Regions from separate parts of the Homo sapiens genome. Here all the other regions are linked to region 1. A link is a contact called in ENCODE Hi-C or POLR2A ChIA-PET data. All regions are on one chromosome and are shown on one strand. Each heading gives the region's core, a stretch centred on a gene start or an enhancer-like site at or near the end of the contact. The rest is flanking DNA. Distances are from core to core; before and after follow the strand shown. Region 1 holds the start of RNF138 (ring finger protein 138). Region 2 holds the start of KIAA1328. Region 3 holds the start of INO80C (INO80 complex subunit C).

Region 1 (2,978 bases), core at 157-2,656:
AAAATATAGTTTGGTAGAGGGAATTAGCTATTCATTGGACAAATTATTATTATTCTAGGAATCAATGCTTTTGAGATGTACATTAAAACCCATTTCCTCCATAAAGTTTTCTGTTAACTCTATATATTTCTAATCATTCCATTTCCTATCCTCATTATAGCCATCGTTTAATGCAAAATTTAATACTTTGGCAAATACCATTTTTTCTCTCTCATTCTGATAGATATGTAATAATGTAAACAGGTTGAGAGCAAAGTTCATGACATCTGCATAACACCTAACAATGCCAATGTCAACATAGACAATAAATGGCAGAATTGATTTAAATAGTCCCTTAAATGGCTTCTGTTTATTCATTTAGACCATGGGGGAGGGTTTTAACAAAGGATGGTAATAAAACCTTTCTTTTCTCTGAAGCTAATTGTAGATGCTGTATAATGTTCCAGATTTTCCTTAGCTTCTTTCACGTCATTGTGGATCCCATCTTATCGATTTATCCTTTTTTTGTTCTTCTTTTTTTTTGAGAGTCTCACTCTGTCGCCAGGGCTGGAGTGCAGCGGCGCGATCGCGGCTCACTGCAACCTCTGCCTCCCGGGTACAAGCGATTCTCGTGCCTCAGCCTCCCGAGTACCTGGGATTACAGGCTCCCACCACCATGTCCGGTTAATTTTTGTATTTTTAGTAGAGATGGGATTTCATCACGTTGGCCAGGCTGGTCTTGAACTCCTGACCTCAAGTGATCCAACCGCCTTCGCTTACCAAAGGGCTGGGATTACAGGTGTGAGCCACCGCGCCCGGCCTTTTTTCTTTCTTTTTTTTTTTTTTTTTTGAGACGGAATCTCACTCTGTTACGCAGGTTGGACCATCTTATAGATTATCAATTGTACAGATAATTGCACTCCGGCCTGGGAGACAGAGTGAGTACCTGTCTCAAAAAATAAAATAAAATAAAATAAAATTAAAAAAAACACTTAAATTAGTGAATAACCTTGGTGAAAAGCCACGTCCATGCTTCTACGGCATTTCTCTTCAAAGCTAAAAAAAAAAAGAAAAAATCAAAAATCAACCCAAAGGTGTAGTAGAAGACTGCATCTGCGACCGTATTTAAGCATCGGTCATGCTGTTAAAGGAGAAAGTGGACATCCTCTCAAGGAAACTTTAATCCTGCCCCCAAAGGATTAAAATCCCGTAACAAATATTTGTTTATAACACATCTTGACAAGATCAAAACATTCTGGTAGGGCAAATAGTAAAGACTAAATCTTGAACATTGACGAAAACTTCCTGAAAGGCCCAATGTATTTGACAGGAGAGGTAACTGGGGTCCCGGGCCTAGCGAGGCGGGGCGGGGAGGCGCAGGTGTCACCGCGGGCGCCCAGCTGCTTACGTCACAACCCGCGGAAGGCGCCGTGCGCCGGTTGCTATACAGGCCGCACTTCACACCCCGTGCCTCCCCGCCTCTCCTGGCTCCTCCGCCCAGATCCCCGGCGCTCCCGCGTTCGGTGACGGCCGGGTAGGCTGTAGGCAGCGCAATGCCAAGACAGAGCTGCTGGCGGCGGCGGGCGAATCTCCCTGCACCATGAGCCTCGGCTCCGGCCCCGTTAGGGGCCGATAAGCACAGCGCACGCCGCCCTCCATTTGCCCCGGGGCCTCGGCTGCGAAGATAGCGGCGGCCGGACAGGAAGCTCGAGGAAAGCGCTGGGCCGGGTCTCTACGAACACGTGAAGGAAAAGCAGCTCCGTCCACAACGCCGCTTCGGGGCTCCTAGGTGAGAGTCTCCCCGGCGGAAGCGTGGAGGGGCCGGGGTGCCGGGAAGCGGGGCGGGGAGGAAGCCGCGGACACGGGCTGGGCACTCGGGGCTCGGGGTCGGGGTGAGTAGAGGCGGAAAAGCAGTGAAAAGGGAGGCCTTGGGCGAAGACGGGGGCTGAGGGCGGGGCGCGAGCCCGCGCCTGGAGCCCGGTGAGGGCGTGGCCTAGAGCGTGAGGCCGCGTCCTGGGGCGGGGTGAGGGGCGAGCGGGGCGGGCCCACGGCATGCTGCGAGCCCAGCCTCCCGCCAAGCACCGTCCCCCATCCAGCCCCCTGTGGGAGGAGCCGTGGGAGGGGTCGCCTCTTGCCCGGCGCGTGCGGCAGTAGCGTCTCTGCGTTCGGCCCCGCCCTACCCAGGGCCCCGCCCCCTTCCTGGCGCGCGCTGTATCCTGATGCGATCCCCCTCCCCCCTCCGGGTTCATGTAGGGAGTCGGGCCCCGGGCCGCCACCGTCACCTCGGCCGCTGCCGCTGTCGCCATCGCCTTGTTTCCCCATCCCCCGCCATGGCCGAGGACCTCTCTGCGGCCACGTCCTACACCGAAGATGATTTCTACTGCCCCGTCTGTCAGGAGGTGCTCAAAACGCCCGTGCGGACCACGGCCTGTCAGCACGTGTGAGTAGACGCCCCCTCCCCCTCGCGGAGCCGGGTTGTCGCTTAGGCCCGGCCTCCGGCCCGGGACCCCGGGCTGCCGCCTGGCGGGAACCGAGCCCGCCGCGGCCTGCCCGAGCGTCGCTGCCCCGCGAGGTCCCGTTCCCCGCCCCTCAGAGTCCCGGGGCGGCCTTTTCCTCAGCCTCGGGGCCCGCTCCCCGCGTCCAGCCCCCTCAGCCCAAGCTCCCGCTCTCCCGCTCTCCCGCTCTCCCGCTCTCCCGCTCTCCCTGGCTTTCGCGCCCCCGGGGCAGTGGCCAGGCCGTTCCCTGCGGCGTCTTCAGGCCCCGGAGGCCCCTGTCGTCTCCGCCAGGCCCGGGAGGAATTGCAGGGATCTTGGAGCCTTTTTGTTTCTTAGCAACCCGGGTGAAGGCTGGGGTGTCGAGTGTCAAAAGCGGCCGGCGGTGCTCGCGCGGGCCCGCTCGCCCCGCGACCTGCCCTGCTTTCAAGTTTCCTCTTTCAGAACCTTGGTCCGTCCCCTCGGTCCAAGAGCTCTTCTGTAACTTCCCCTCAACCCTGCTTCACA
Region 2 (2,978 bases), core at 171-2,670, 4.7 Mb after region 1:
GTCTTTCAAAATCTAGCATCATCTCCTCTGTGACATGTTCTTTAACTTCCCTGGTAAGATCAGTCCCCTCCTCTGTGACATCTCTGAGTAACAGATTACTGACCTCTTTTCACACTCCTAGTGACCTCATTTGTTTATTTTTTTCACAGAACTGTGTCTTTTTCATATTTTTAACCTCACGTCTAACATAGTGGTGAGTACTAAAGAAACGTTTGATAGGCCAGGCGCGGTGGCTCACGCCTGTAATTCCAGCACTTTGGGAGGTCGAGGCGGGTGGATCACCTGAGGTCAGGAGTTCGAGACCAGCCTGGCCAACATGGTGGAACCCTGTCTCTACTAAAAATACAAAAAAATAGCTGGGCGAGGCAGGAGAATTGCTTGAACCCAGGAGGCGCAGGTTGCAGTGAGCCGAGATCGCGCCATTGCACTCCAGCCTGGGCAACAAGAGCAAAACTCTGTCTCAAAATACAAACAAGCAAGCAAACAAAGAAATGTTCGATAAAAGAAAAACTCTGAGTCATTCAGTGGTGCAAGGTTGGATTCCTTTCAGACCCGACGTAGTTGTCGCCCTGGGAGGTCGGGTGCATTACTTCCCCCAGAGAAAGGTCTTGGGTTTCGGGGATAATGCCCTGGCTGAGAATGCCTCCTAGGGGGAGATCCAACTTCCCAACCGTCAGGTGCTTGCTGTGTTCCCTTTGCACGTCTCTGCCCGTCCTTCCTGGGTGGGACCTTGGTTGGCGGTGAGTGGGGGAAACTTCAGGCTTCCCAGCTCTGCCTCCGAACACTCCTGGCAAACACTTTCAAGGCCTAATCACAAACCCAGGTCCCCCACTTTCCTCTGTAACAACGGAAGTCCCAGCAGCGATGTCCACTCCTGTTCTGGGGCCAGCGTCGCACCGCTCACCCCGCACCTCATCCCTCCGCTCCTCCTTCCTTCTCCTCCACACCCTCTCGGCACCGTGCCCCCTTTCCTCACCTAGGATGCGCGTGATGCCCAGGGTCAGCTTCTCCAGGTGCGGCTTGCTGCAGCCCAGCCCCGGGGACGATGCCTCCTCCTCCATGGCTCGCGACCGCGATTCGCGCGCGGCGGGAGCGGGTGGAGGGCCGGACCCCGCCTCAGCGCCGAGGCCAATTTCATGGCATGCCGGGAACGGTAGTTCTCGGCGCCTGAAAGCGCGGCGCAGTGATGATGGGGGCCCGGGGTTGGTCTGACAGCAGCAGCTCCGTGGGGCGCCGGTTCCCGCGGCCCCGCCCGGTGCCCCACACCGCACCTCCGGGACGTAGCTTCCCCTTCGCCCCCACCCTCTCGCCCCGCAGGGGCCGGCCGCGCAGGCGGGGGCGGGCCTCTGCGTGGTGCGGCCAATGGGGACCGAGCCTGCAGGCCGAGGCGTGGCGGCCCAGGCGCGACGCCCCGAGTGGCGGTTGTTTCAAGATGGCGGACGTGGCGGGCCCCTCCCGCCCCAGTGCCGCGGCGTTCTGGAGCCGGGACTGTATCCTTTGCCCGCCTGACAGGGGGCGCCGGCGCCCTCCACGGGACGGCGAGGGGCGAGCCGTCGCGTGGCAGTCCGAGAGCGGAGGAGAAGCTCCGAACTAACCCCGGGGATGGGGACGTGCTGCTCGGCCCCAGTCTAGGTGCTGGGCTCTCCCCTTGCTTGGGTGTTAGGTGGCCGAGAGACTGGTACTGTCTGCAGGTGTGGGGACACGGCTCAGATGCTTCCCAGCGCTCACTACCGGTGAGCTCGAGAAAGATAGCCTTGAGTCCAGGCTCAGTCCAGGGCTGAGATGGCCCTCCGAGGTCCCTCTGCCCACCCTGTCAGAGTGCCCCCAGGCTGACTTGAGTGTGCGGAGCTAGCTCGAAGTTGAGGGAGGAGTCGGTGTTGGCTGGACAGGGAGCCTTTTTGTTTTGATTTAGGATTGTCTTTAGTCTGCATTGCTAGGAGCAAGTCAGGACCTTTCGGACTTAAAAGGCCCTCCAGTGATGATGTATTTTAATACTGGGGTTTTAGGAGAGGTGTGGAGCTTGGTTACTGGGATGTGGTCTGGTGGTGCTGGTTACTGCGTAAGATGGGAATCATTGTGCCTGGAAGTATTGTTGACTTACTTGTGGAGTGCGGGTCACTGGCAGTCATTGAAGTTCTTGGATCGTTGTGAGGTGGAGAAGCAGTGGAACTTTTTAGTCCAGTGGTAGTATTACCAGTTCAGCAGCAGTGATGAGATGTTTGTGTGACAGGAGTGTTTCTTTCCTTGGAGTAGGTAGACTCTTCTCGCTTGAGCTTTGGTCCTGATAATTTACTTCACGTTCCTTAGAGGGGTTACTTGAAAGAGGGACGGCAATCTGTGTTACTGAGTGCTTGCAGAGGCAGCTCTTTTTGTGTTTGCTAGGATTGGTGATGGCATTAATTGAGGCGTTGCTGTTACCTTTGGCAGAATCACTGGGCATTCTTCTTAGCTCCCAGTGAAACTTACAAAACTGTGTTATCAACTCCTTTGTTGAGTTACTAGGATTAGTGTCATGTGTAGAGAGAGGGATATGTTTGTATTCTGTGCTGCTCGTGTTTAGTGTTTGCACTTACTAGACATAATTACCATTTGTCTCTGATAGGTTGGTGAAAAGCAAATGAAATCATGTACATACACTGTGGATGAAAGCATACTAGTGCAGTGTGCAAATTAAATATTTTTTCCTTTACCTTTCAGAAGAGAATATGTGCACTGTGGACAACTGGGCTGAATTAGGAAGTTAGGAAATTGGGATAAGTCTTTTCTCAAGAAACACTGCTTCTGCATTGACATAATTTTGTGATGGAGGAGATACTTGAAGGTTATTAGCTTATAGCATCCTATGGTACTGTTCAAATATAGAATCAATGGTTTGGGGGGGGGACAAGCTATTGCAATGGGACTGAATAAGTGTATTAATAGATATATGGACTGAACCTAAGCTCTTGGTCTTCGCACCCAGTACTTTCACTTACTCA
Region 3 (2,978 bases), core at 196-2,695, 3.4 Mb after region 1:
CCATAGGTGTATACAAATGTAAAAGGGCACTGGATCTGTAGTTTTGTTTTGTTTTGTTTTGTTTGCGATAGGCTCACTCTGTTGCCCAAGCTGGACTGCAATGGCACGATCATAGCTCGCTGTAACCTTGAAATCTTGGGCTTAAGTGATGCTCTTGTAGTTGGGACTAAAGGCGTGCACCATCACGCCCAGCTATTTGTAAATTTGGATGGGGGTTGGGGAGCAGGTCTCGAACTCCTGTCCTCAAGCAATCCTCTCACCTTGGCCTCTCAAAGTGCTGGGATACAGGCGTGAGACAGGATTCTTGAAGATCTGTGGTTCAGCCAGTATTCTTGAAAATTTGTGCATTGTACTCTGTGTAAATCTTACTATAGCAAAGTATTTAATATTAAAAGGTTAAAATAAAAAGCACTACCAATCACCTACAGAAGAAGGAACAAGATTTCTAGAACAGCCACTGACTGACTGGGTGAACGGTGGTGTCACACCATATGCTGAGGAGCACAAAGTAACACACTCTATCTCTGCTTTTTTGCTTTGAATAAAATGCAGGAGCCAGAGAAAACACTAATCAAGCCACTCCCTGCTGAAAATTCATTGCTGGAATTACGGAACCTAGATTGTTCAGAGGCCCTGACGTCTGAGCCAGGCGCTGAGCTCAGTGCCTTTACACTCATTACTTCATAACCTTAACAAGCCCATGAGTTAAGACCAAACCTGCCTTTGGATTGGGAAACCCAGGGTCAAAAAAGCACTTTTCTCAGGATGAGAGAAAGCATACTTATCAATACATCTTGTATTCATCCATGCAGGACATTACAGCGCTATGCGCCTCAAAGACACTGGGTAGATGTCTGCAGAATGGACGAGGGGAAGACACGCAAATTTCTGAATGACTGACACTCATTAGTCCTGAACCTCATGCTAAAGGCGACCTCGAGGGGAAGAGGCAGTCCTTCTATTAATACTAAGTCAGTAATAACCTCCCTACTTCTTCTTCTCTCCTTACAACACAAGGCGTTGTAAGCCCATGTGTCCAAACGAAGGGAAAGAGTAGTCATTCACTCCGCGGGGCAGCGTCTTTCAACCCCAACGGAGACCGCACGCGCAGCGCCCCACATTACGCACGCGCCCTGGCTCGGCTCCGCCCCGCCAAGTCCCGTTTCGCGACGCGCACGCGCAGCCTGGGAGCGCGACTGCGTACCTGCGCAAAGCTGGAAGCGGACGCTTTTTTCTTCTTACTGGCGCCATAGCCCCCGCCGCTGCTGCCATTGTGGGAAGGGCTGGCCGGCCTCTTCTTGCTGTTCCGGACTATTCCGGGAGTGGAAGTGGTGGCCACAATTGGAATTTGCGCCGCCATCGCACTCCGAGTCTTCCCCTGGTCCCCCCACCTTTTTCCCAGCGCGGGCCTTGGAACTTCCTTTCCGCTGTTACTTCCGTCTTGATGCTTGAAAACCCGGCCTGGACTCCAAGCTGTAGCTGGCTTCTCTCGGTGCAATCTAAAAGGCGGAGCTCGGAGTAGCCTGTGCCGTCGGGACGGGAAGATGTCAGCGGGCGTTGTCCTGCCACTCGGGCGCTCTGGGCGTGGGCCTTGGGTGGGGCACGTGCCTGGAAATCCCCATTGATAGAGGAATAGAAAATCTCCCAATCTTTTTAAGTAACTACGTTTTAAAAAATTAATGAGCGTGTTGTCTTTTCTCATATAGAAGAGTGATTACTTTTGATGTCTGTAAGCCTAAAGCTGGGGTCGTTCTCAGTAGACCGCCAAGCTACTGGCTTCTCCCTCTATCCCTCCCTGCCTTCCCACGCGGAAAAGGTTTGTATATAAATAGCGCCCAAATGGACATGAAGGGTAGAGTGGTTCTTAATCTCTCCCTTTTTTTTTTTCTTTTATTTGAGACGGAGTTTCGCTCTTGTTGTCCAGGCTGGAGTGCAATGGCGCGATCTCGGCTCACTGCAAACTCCGCCTCCCGGGTTCAAGCGATTCTCCTGCCTCAGCCTCCCGAGTAGCTGGGATCACAGGCATGTGCCACCATGCCCGGCTAATTTTGTATTTTTAGTAGAGACGGGGTTTCTCCATGTTGGTCAGGCTGGTCTCGAGCTCCCGACCTCAGGTGATCTGCCCGCCTCGGCCTCCCTAAGTGCTGGGATTACAGGCGTAAGCCACCACGCCCGGCCGGTTCTTAATCTCTTAGGATTCACAGACTCTTGAGCATGGAATCTGTGCTTCCTATCCCTGCCGCACACCCCCACCTCCCCACCACCCCATTAAATGTATACAGACACAGACAAAATTTTACAGATTTCAGGGAGGTCACAGATCTACTAAAACCTATTTAGGAACCTGAGTCCCCCTACCCGCCTTGTTCTTTGCCTCATTCTACCCTATATTTTTACAGAACCTTTGCGACATCATATAACTAAATGATTTATAATCGGATGGTTAATGTCTTTTTTGGCTCCTGCTAGAATGTAATCTGTATGAGGGAAGGGTCAGTTATGTCTTGTTAACTTATCAGTCCCCCCAATCACAGTACCTTGCAAGTCATTGGTGCATTATAAGTATTTTTAATGATGTATTTAACGAATGAACTAACTCCCTGCAGTGATTGGTGGAAGCTACTATGTTTGAATACAGGAAGTTGATGTATATGAGTCTTGATATTTGAAATAAACAGGCTGCACAATGACTTAGAGGTGAGAGAGAAGGAGCAGTTAGGGAAACTTGCAATATTGTTACTGACATATTTTTTCCTTTAGAGAAAGGAATAAGCCTACCAGTGTTGAAATGTTCTTTCCCACACCCCATCTCCATCCCTATCCTCATCTAAAGCTAGTCTTTTCCTCATTCCTTAACTCAAGGACTCACCTCCAACAAGCCAGTCACCTAAGCAAACTCTACTGTCCCCACCTCCTCCCATTCCTCACCTCCTCAGCTCGCTTCTCTCCTTCACGGCTCCTGCCCTGGTGAATCTGTA

The links. A loop is a pair of places that touch in the nucleus more often than their neighbours do. ChIA-PET counts read pairs that join two places held with the same protein, here RNA polymerase II (POLR2A). Pooled maps may share reads with other maps.
Region 2: a map of B cell shows a loop between it and region 1 (18-fold over the local background). The contact joins the promoter of KIAA1328 here to the promoter of RNF138 in region 1. A Hi-C loop is called at or near these places in 2 of 168 maps with a recorded cell type or tissue (B cell and naive thymus-derived CD4-positive, alpha-beta T cell), 2 of 37 single-sample maps with no recorded cell type and 10 of 50 pooled maps. POLR2A ChIA-PET finds 5 or more read pairs at or near these places in 1 of 52 experiments (activated naive CD4-positive, alpha-beta T cell).
Region 3: a map of B cell shows a loop between it and region 1 (18-fold over the local background). The contact joins the promoter of INO80C here to the promoter of RNF138 in region 1. A Hi-C loop is called at or near these places in 1 of 168 maps with a recorded cell type or tissue (B cell) and 9 of 50 pooled maps. POLR2A ChIA-PET finds 5 or more read pairs at or near these places in 1 of 52 experiments (activated T-cell).

Annotation. Positions count from the first base shown.
Region 1 is chr18:32,090,468-32,093,445 of GRCh38, forward strand. It overlaps RNF138 (ring finger protein 138), which reads left to right and starts at 1,407. Exons shown (of 8, transcript NM_016271.5): 1 at 1,407-1,768; 2 at 2,233-2,419. The coding sequence starts at 2,310. It overlaps LOC124904278 (a long non-coding RNA gene), which reads right to left and starts at 1,478. Exons shown (of 2, transcript XR_007066327.1): 1 at 1,388-1,478; 2 at 808-1,035. It also overlaps a transcript of RNF125 not described here. RefSeq lists an enhancer at 1,106-1,155 and a silencer at 1,826-2,245.
Region 2 is chr18:36,827,707-36,830,684 of GRCh38, forward strand. It overlaps KIAA1328, which reads left to right and starts at 1,421. Exons shown (of 10, transcript NM_020776.3): 1 at 1,421-1,490. The coding sequence starts at 1,433. It overlaps TPGS2 (tubulin polyglutamylase complex subunit 2), which reads right to left and starts at 1,296. Exons shown (of 7, transcript NM_015476.4): 1 at 977-1,296. The coding sequence starts at 1,061. RefSeq lists enhancers at 656-765, 866-1,658 and a silencer at 1,056-1,655.
Region 3 is chr18:35,496,515-35,499,492 of GRCh38, forward strand. INO80C (INO80 complex subunit C) reads right to left here and starts at 1,446. Exons shown (of 5, transcript NM_194281.4): 1 at 1,205-1,446. The coding sequence starts at 1,360. RefSeq lists enhancers at 464-613, 884-1,003, 1,354-1,623.